2 separate regions of the Homo sapiens genome follow, and region 1 is linked to region 2. A link is a contact called in ENCODE Hi-C or POLR2A ChIA-PET data. All regions are on one chromosome and are shown on one strand. Each heading gives the region's core, a stretch centred on a gene start or an enhancer-like site at or near the end of the contact. The rest is flanking DNA. Distances are from core to core; before and after follow the strand shown.

What was found. Hi-C counts contacts between places; a loop is a spot of excess contacts on that map. ChIA-PET counts read pairs that join two places held with the same protein, here RNA polymerase II (POLR2A).
Region 1: a map of left lung shows a loop between it and region 2 (5-fold over the local background). The contact joins the enhancer-like site here to the promoter of NOL4 in region 2. A Hi-C loop is called at or near these places in 1 of 168 maps with a recorded cell type or tissue (left lung). POLR2A ChIA-PET finds 5 or more read pairs at or near these places in 1 of 52 experiments (HEK293).

The regions. Positions count from the first base shown.
Region 1 is chr18:34,807,108-34,811,187 of GRCh38, forward strand. The region is part of intron 5 of DTNA (dystrobrevin alpha); the gene reads left to right. Among named protein-coding and RNA genes, the nearest start is that of DTNA-AS1, 41 kb to the left of the region's middle. Within about 2 kb of position 2,809, at least 9 of the 41 ENCODE cell types and tissues checked have a DNase peak (open chromatin) inside an H3K27ac peak, as active enhancers do.
Region 2 is chr18:34,223,443-34,227,423 of GRCh38, forward strand. NOL4 (nucleolar protein 4) reads right to left here and starts at 1,471. Exons shown (of 11, transcript NM_003787.5): 1 at 1-1,471.

The DNA of each region.
Region 1 (4,080 bases), core at 1,559-4,058, 590 kb after region 2:
CTGACTCAGTAGGCCTAGGATGAGGGTGGGTGAAAAGCATATTTATTTCTAACTAGTTTAAAATGATGTTGATGCCGCTGTTTAAATTTAAAATTTCCATTTAACCCTATCCTTTTCCCTAAATAGTATGAGTTGGGGCTATAATGCTGTGTTAGAAAGGGCACTGTCCTGGGAATTGGGAGTTCCAGGTTGCAAGCCCAGCTATGTGACTAATTTGCTGAGTTATCCTTTGTCAGTTACTTCACTTCTTTAGTCCTCAGCCTCCTTCTGTATCCTAAATTTTGGGATTTTGTAAGATACCCATAGAATCACACCTGGCTGCATGCAGCCATCTGTGTGGCTCACAGCACAAGGCTCACCTGCTGCCTGTCCTCTTCTGAGTGAGATCGCTTGCTTCTTGATCCACCCAAAAGGAAAGAATAAAGGAAGACACAGAACACCTTTTGTTCCTTTGAAATTTCCCTGGAGATGCTCCAGGGATGAGTCATTCCAGTGGACCAGTAAGTAAGTGAAAGGGACAACAAAGCCTCAGGTAGCCACACAGCTTCCCTCACTTCTGGGACTTCCCTCCATGGAGAGCCAAAGACAGCCAGGATTCAGAGAAGCCTAGCCAGACCTTAGGAGGAGCCATGTAGCTTCTCTTTTGTTAGCCTGAAAGATATAGAAAATTAAAAACTATCTACCTCAGTGCTTATTTGAGAGATAATAGCTAAATTAGAAGGTGCTGACACCGAGGGCTTTTTTTTTTCTTTTTTTTTTTCAAAAAAAAAGAAAAAAAAAAAGCTTCAGAGTAATCCTCGGGCATTTCCTTCAGGGTTAAGCCAGAAAGAGAAAGTTTAGCAAAATGAACCAAGGCTAAGGAAGGAAGTTCTGAGAACCTTGTCTGCCAACCCCAACTGGCCATTTACGAAGAGGACATTAGATAAATGTAAAAAACAAAACAAAAGCTAAACAAAAAAATCCACTTGAGAGACATCTAAAAATACCTGTTTAATATTATATTAATAGGTACCTGGATAGAAGGGTCCCATATTAAAATAGGTTTAAGGAAATCTAAGAAAACCAGTTTTCTGCATCTCAGAACGTCTGTCAACCTTTAACATACCAGGCTAATTCTGAGCCCTCGAAGTCCTGGTGTTTGCTGTCTTTCCACTCAGCTTTGTTCAGTGTAAGATTTCATCCTCCTCCAAGAGTAAGGGTGGAGGGTGAGGGAGGGGGGCTTGGTGGAGGTGACAGTCACAGGAGTCACATCTCACTACAGAGGTCCCCAAGCCCTTACAGCTCATCACCTAGGTGGCGTCTCAGACCAATTACTAAACTAATTACTGGTTAGAGAAAAAGTATGACAGCAATGGCCATTGTGTAATCCACTTTCACCTCCTGTGCTCAGAAGGGCCATCCCTTTCCCTCAACCCATGAGCAATCCATGAACAAATGTGGGTCAAATAAAGATGAAGGGAATGGCTGGTAGGTAAGGGACTAGCAATGTCAGCACAGTTACAAAGTTCAAAATATAACTAAGTTATTGATTAGATCTTTACAATTGTGAAAACCCTTCCAGTTCTCTCTTGGGCCCAGGAGTTCAAAGGAAACAGTATAACTGCTACAGTGCTTTCTCCTCACCCCATCCCATCACCCTCCAAAAAGCACTCTCTAGTGGCCAAAGTCTATCCTCTTTAGGGCAGTGAAAGAAGCAACAAATGCATGTGTCCCCTTGGAGGTAAACTAAGTTTTCTAGTCTGCAGAAACAAGCCCACAATATCACAGATTCTGTAGAAATACAGATAGTGTGACCCCGATAAATCGCATTCCCCACTTTGAGAGCAGTGCACCTGAATCACACCCTTATGTGTCCCTGGTTCTCTGACTGAGGAGTCACTCTTTGTATAGTTAATCCTGGGAAGATGGTTTTAGCAGTTTCCAGGTAACTTGGTTAAAATCAATTTGACCAAAAACAATTTAGTTAAAGGTAATTTGGTCACAAAAATCTCTCCAGAATGTTAACTAGTCAAAAATGAATATCCTGAGTTATGAATATTTCTAGTTTCTGTGATAATTATTAATGGAATGAGCGAATGTGGGCAAATTTACCCACAAAATCTGCCCGCAGAGACCAGTGGCTGCCCCTTGGTGAGTGGGATTGTGGGTGTTCCTATTGTATTCTTTTGCTGGCTTGCATTTTAATGATAAAACAGATAAGGTAGCCAGGCATGGTGGCACATGCCTTTAGTCCCAGCTACCCAGAAGGCTGAGGCAGGAGAATCACTTGAACCCAGGAGGCAGAGGTTGCGTGAGTTGAGATCACGCCACTACACTGGGCAACAGAGCGAGACTCCATCTCAAAAACACAAATCAAAACAAAACAAAACAAAAAAAACAGGTAAGGTCATGATTTTCTACGTTGCTTCTGTAATAAGAAAAAGTAAAATGAAGGGATATGGAATGTTTCAGGCTTGAGGGTTTTGTTTTCCCTTCTTTAAAGTTTTTCTAATTCACGTTAAGCCAAAATGCCAGCTGTGCTTGTTTGGCAATTTTTCTATTTTTGTGCATAGGGTTGAGAGATATTTAGCTCGTTCCAGCTACTCCCTTATTGTTGGTGAACACAGAGCAAGAATAACTGGCTGAAAATAAGTCGGAAATTTTAAAAAACAAAGAGAAAGCAACAGAAAATTTGAAGTTGATTTTCTTAACGCTTTAAAATGCATTAGAAGAGAAAACAACACTATGTTGCAACATAATTTCCAGTAATTAGGGCACCATTCAGTGGTAGGGTGTTCCCTGTGTAATTCCAGGGAGCATCATTGACACAGCTTAGGAGATGAAGGGCGCCCCCTGCAGTCATGTGCCATGGCAACCTAAACATAAACTTACCTAATAACACTACTATTTTGTCAGATTGTTCTTGGCCCAATTATAAGCTGTTTTAATGGGTTGGAACATTTGTTTATACTTCTGTCTTAGGGCTCCTGGATAGTTCTAAGGATCTTAAGGGATTCTAAATCCAATGCTGTAAGCCTGGTATGTCATGTGCTGTTCTAAAGCTTTGGGGAGGACTTTTTAAGTCTTTTTAAAAGACTAGTATTATGGAAAATACTGCATATTTATTGAGTTTCTATTACTGAACTGGTTGTTTTGCCTCTACGCCTACCCATAGACTTTCTAACGCACTGACCTACTTTAAATTCTTCAGTATCTCCCTCAGCATCTTCTGGACACAACCTAAACTCCTCAGTACAATTCAGCCATAAAAAAGAATGAAATCCTGTCATTTGAGGCAACAGGGATGAGCCTGGAGGACATTATGTTAAGTAAAATAAGTCACGCACGGAAAGATAAATACTGCATGTTCTCACTCATATGTGGGAGCTAAAAAAAAAAAACTGAACTCATGGAAGTAGAATTGTGCTTATTAGAGGCTGGGAAGGGTAGGGGGCTGCAGGAGGTTGGGGGGATAGGGAGAGGTTAGCTAATGGCTACAAAATTACAACTATGTAGGAGGAATACGTTCGAGTGTTCTATAGCACTGTAGGGTGACTATAGTTAACAAAATTTTATTGTATATTTTCAAAAAGCTGGAAGAGAAGATGTTGAATATTCCCAATACAAAGAAATGATAAATGTTTGAAATGAAGGTAACGCCCATTATCCTGATGTGATCATTACACATTGAACACATGTATCAAGCTATCACTCTGTAGCCCATAAATATGTACATTAATTTTTTTACTCAGATAGAATCTCTACAGTCTCATGGTTAATAAACTATTTGAAACAGCGGAAACCCTTTATAAATGGAGTATTTAATGAAAATGAGAGTCAATTCATGTTCTCAAAACCATAATCCGATAAAAGCCTCTGATATGCTTAACATCTGACTTTGGTGTAAAAACAATGTTCCCAGATTATATTTTGACCTTGAAAAATTAAACCTAAAGTGAATAGAGGTGGCACATTCACAGCAGTTTATCCCAGCAGCTGTGCTGGCCTGGTGACAAGCTAGTTAGCATGGTGACAAACTATATAATAGCAAACCCTTTCATTCTAATAGTGATTTGCACAGAGGAATTATAAAACACCTTG
Region 2 (3,981 bases), core at 221-2,720:
GCCCCGTGCTACCAAGTCTGGTCCATTCGTAATTGCAACGGCTGTCTCGGACGTTTTTCCTGTTCCCTTAGCGGTCGGTCTCTTTAATATTTTGTGACCAGGACCATCCCAACACCATTCTGGCCCAGAGGAGCTGGGTTTTCAATAATTAAAATCCCATTCCTTGGTTTATTAAAAATCCCAATATTGAATTGGGGTGGTCCCTAGACGCCTCGCCCCCGGGCTGCGTCCGGGGCTGGGCAGGTGGAGCGCAGCGCCGCCTCCCCGCGCGCGCCCCAGAAGCTTCCCCAGCCACTGGCCCCGTGGTCCAGGAGTGAGGGCTGCGCCTCTCCCGAAAGCAGCCGCCCGCCCAGCGCCTTTGAGCCCCGAAGGGCACACGGGTCCCGGATCTCTCCTTCCTCCTGGGTCCTGCTTTGACCTTCCCCACGACGGGTGTTAAGGGACTAGAAAGAGAAAGTTCTTACCTGTCATGTTTTTAAACCTATCAAATTCTGTTTTACAGAATTTTTTATCAAGATATTTTTTAAAACGGTTTAAAATGTCATTTCTTCAGATGCATTTTGAATAAATTCCAGCCCTGTATGTAGATTCTACGAGTTAAGTCCCAGAAATTAGCAAAGCATTGATGGAGATTTGGCCATAGTTCTACAGGATAGATTGTAGTGCCCCAAACAGATATCCGTTCCAGGGGGATGTGGGTAACCGAAGGCAGGCCGCTGGCGGCGGGTATCCCGAATAATGATGGGACCCCCAGACAGGACTCCTCTGGTTTCTGCTGAACAAGACATAGAAGTAAGTTTAGGATACAGATGCTTGAAAACCTTTGCACGAAATTAAAATATATACAGAAAGATCATTTTCCCCTTGCTTGGTCACAGTTTGCAGTTCACACGGGAGGTTTCAGTTGTCTATTTTCCCCCTGCCACGTCATGGACACCCCCTCCACTGCTCTGAGTAGCCAAATATGAGTTCCTCTGGACTATTTTTCCAAGCAGATGAAGTCAGCAGTTGCTCCATTCAGGACTTCCATCCATTTGTTTCCAGAGCTGGAAATAGGGGAGTTCCCATCCTCCTCGCGCGGCGGCTGCGGCCGCTCCTCTTTATTCTACTCTCACCCGAGGCCCGCGCCCGTCCCGGGGAGCGGCTCTGCCAGGAAAACGGCCCGACCAGTGCCCGGCGCCTGGGCTGCGTCCGAGCCCACCTTCTTCCCTCGTCGTCGTCTCCCAGACTAAATCCCGGAAAGGGAAAGCGGGATGTTTGCGCCCACCGCGCTGTAGCTGGTCCTGACACTTGCAAAATGGTCAGTGGCTCCTGCTCGGCCAGGCTGAGTGTGTGCGTGTGTGTGAGCAAGGGAGCGAGGGTGTGCGGTGTGCAGGGGGTGCGCTGTGTGTGCGCGCGTCTCCGGGAAGGTCTCGCGGCGGCTGGAGCCGGGACTGACAGCCCGGGCGGAGCGCAGGCAGCTCCACACGCTAAACCTCTCGCCTCTCCCCTCACCCCCACCCCTCCCACTCCCCTCTCCTTCCCCCACCCTCCCCGGCCCCTTCCAAGCTCTCTGATTGGCCAATGGGACAAAAGTTTCTGTGGAGACGGCTGGGCGCTGACGTCACGGGCAGAATTGTCCCATTTAGGGATCCCGGGGGCAGTGCGCATGCTGCAGGCTGCAGGTTAGAGGCAGAAGGAGGTAGCAGCGGGCCCGGCGGCAGCCAGGTGGCAGAAAGGAGCACGCAGCATCCAGGTGGGGGGACGACTCCAGCAGGGTTTCCATGGAGATTCCTCTGGGTCTAGCCTAAAAACAGCAGATCAGCTGACACCATTAGCTCAGGACCTAATTACTGCTTATTGGAGCAACAAATGAGGGAAAGGGCCAGCTGCAAAGGAAGAGTTTTTATCCCCCCACCCCATTCCCCCATCTCCTTTCTCCCCCTCTCTCCATCCCTCTTGAGTCCCGGGTGAATTCTCATTAACTTGCAAGATTCCTGCAACAACAGCTCCCCTTCTCCAGAGGCCACCCCGACTGCTTTTATTCTTTTATTTCCTTCTTTTGTATTAAAAAGAAATGCTAAAATAAATCAGTTGTTGAGTCCTTGAATTTTTGTTCAATACGTATTAGACCATAGAGCTCAGAGAAGACACTGTCCAATGAAGTCACAAGTGAATCTAATACAAGGGACTCAGGGGAAAAATATCACTTTCAATTTATTGAGGTGAATCTTTAGATATTTCACATTAAAAAAATCTTAATATCTTAAATACATAAATATTTGAAACACGCAATTGGACAGAAGATATCCTGAACCACCCTTCTAGTGGGGTATACTTCACAGGAGCAACTCTGTTAAGTTTCCCTTTGTGGCATCAGAGCTCAATTTAGTTAGATATTGGTCATGTGTTTCCTGGAAGTTTCTGGAAAGATAATTGGTCCTGGGGTAGTCATTCAAGAATAAGCTGGTTCTATAGAATTCACTTTCTCATATGGTTATAGTTCACAATTATAGAACTATTTTATGCAGCTTTTCATCTAAAAAGGCATCCCATCCCCTCTAAGCTTTATTTATGTACTTTCAGCCTCCAAAAACCTTCCTTAATCATTCAACTTAATATTAACTTTCTTCTATAATCATCTGTATTGTGTCTTTCAAACATTTTTTAGCCCTGTCTTGTAGTAAGCCATACACTTTACATTGACATGTAGTGCATACATACATTTGTTCTGCAAAAATTTTATGAAAACATCTATTTTATTACCTGCAATATACACTGATATTTGCCTTTTTCTCTCCTGTTGATTTTGTTATTATTATTTGGTAAAGTATAGTCCCAACCAAAAAAATTTATTTTATGACCCAGCAAAGAATGACTGGCAACCTACAATTTGAAAAATATTGTTTTAGATCATAATGACTACACTGCTCCTTTTACCTTATTTATATTTTCATATGAGTATGTTTTGTTGGTCAAATAAAATCTTAATTGGAAAACCCTTGAAAGTTTATGTCTTTTTTCTTGTTTTGTGCAATGAACAATGTGCACAGTAAGTGCTTAATAAATTGAGTTAATAAATTAATGAAAGAAGGAGAACAAGAGTAAGGGAAGGAAGGAAGAAGGTAGGCATAATCTTTGTCCATTCTTGTTGGCTTTTGCTGGGTAGTGTTTGGTTGAAGTTGGTCCCCCGTCTTAAGGAAATGACAGGGCTTTACCACACACACATGTGTTCATTGTATTTATAACTATACTTGACACCCTAATGCATAGCAACTAGAACACCCTAGACATACAGAACTCCCAGAAGATAAATATGTCATCAACCCCCACTTGTATTCACTAGATTTGATATACAAGCACAAAAACCCCACAAAATGAAATAGATTATATGAAATACATTCTTTTTAAGAAGAAAAGGTAAATGATTAACTACTGAAAGACTGTTTGCATTGGAGGAAAGGAATACAGGGTTCAAAGATTTCAAGGGTCCTAAGTCTCAGAGCCCTGCAGATTCTCTTGTTTTCAGTGGAACCCAAAGTGTAATATGCTCTGTACTTGCACCCATTATTAGTTGTGCTGGCTGAGCCAACACCTTCAACCATATCTTGTCCACCTAGGAAGGTAGGCACCTAACAAAAATCTAAAATCTGCTTCAGCAACTTACTCTGGACTAATTTTCCTTCTTTGAACTTCTCTAGAGTCAGGTCTGACCAGCCCCATCTCAGGGTCATCCTGAGCTGCTTCCTCAGCTATATGGTTCATGTGAACAGGCTGCCTGGGATTTAACCTGGTATGTTCCCAGGACACTTTCCTCAGAATTGCCTGGCTACAAAGCATATCTCTCCGAAATGTTTTTCTTCACCCCTTCTGAATGCCAATCCCCAATCTGGGCCCAGGGGTCCTGTCTGCCTGGCAGGCAGAGGAAGAAAAGAGAGGAAGAGGAAGGCAAAAAGGTATGTGAAACTTATATTTTAATTTAAAATAATCCAAAACGTGGGC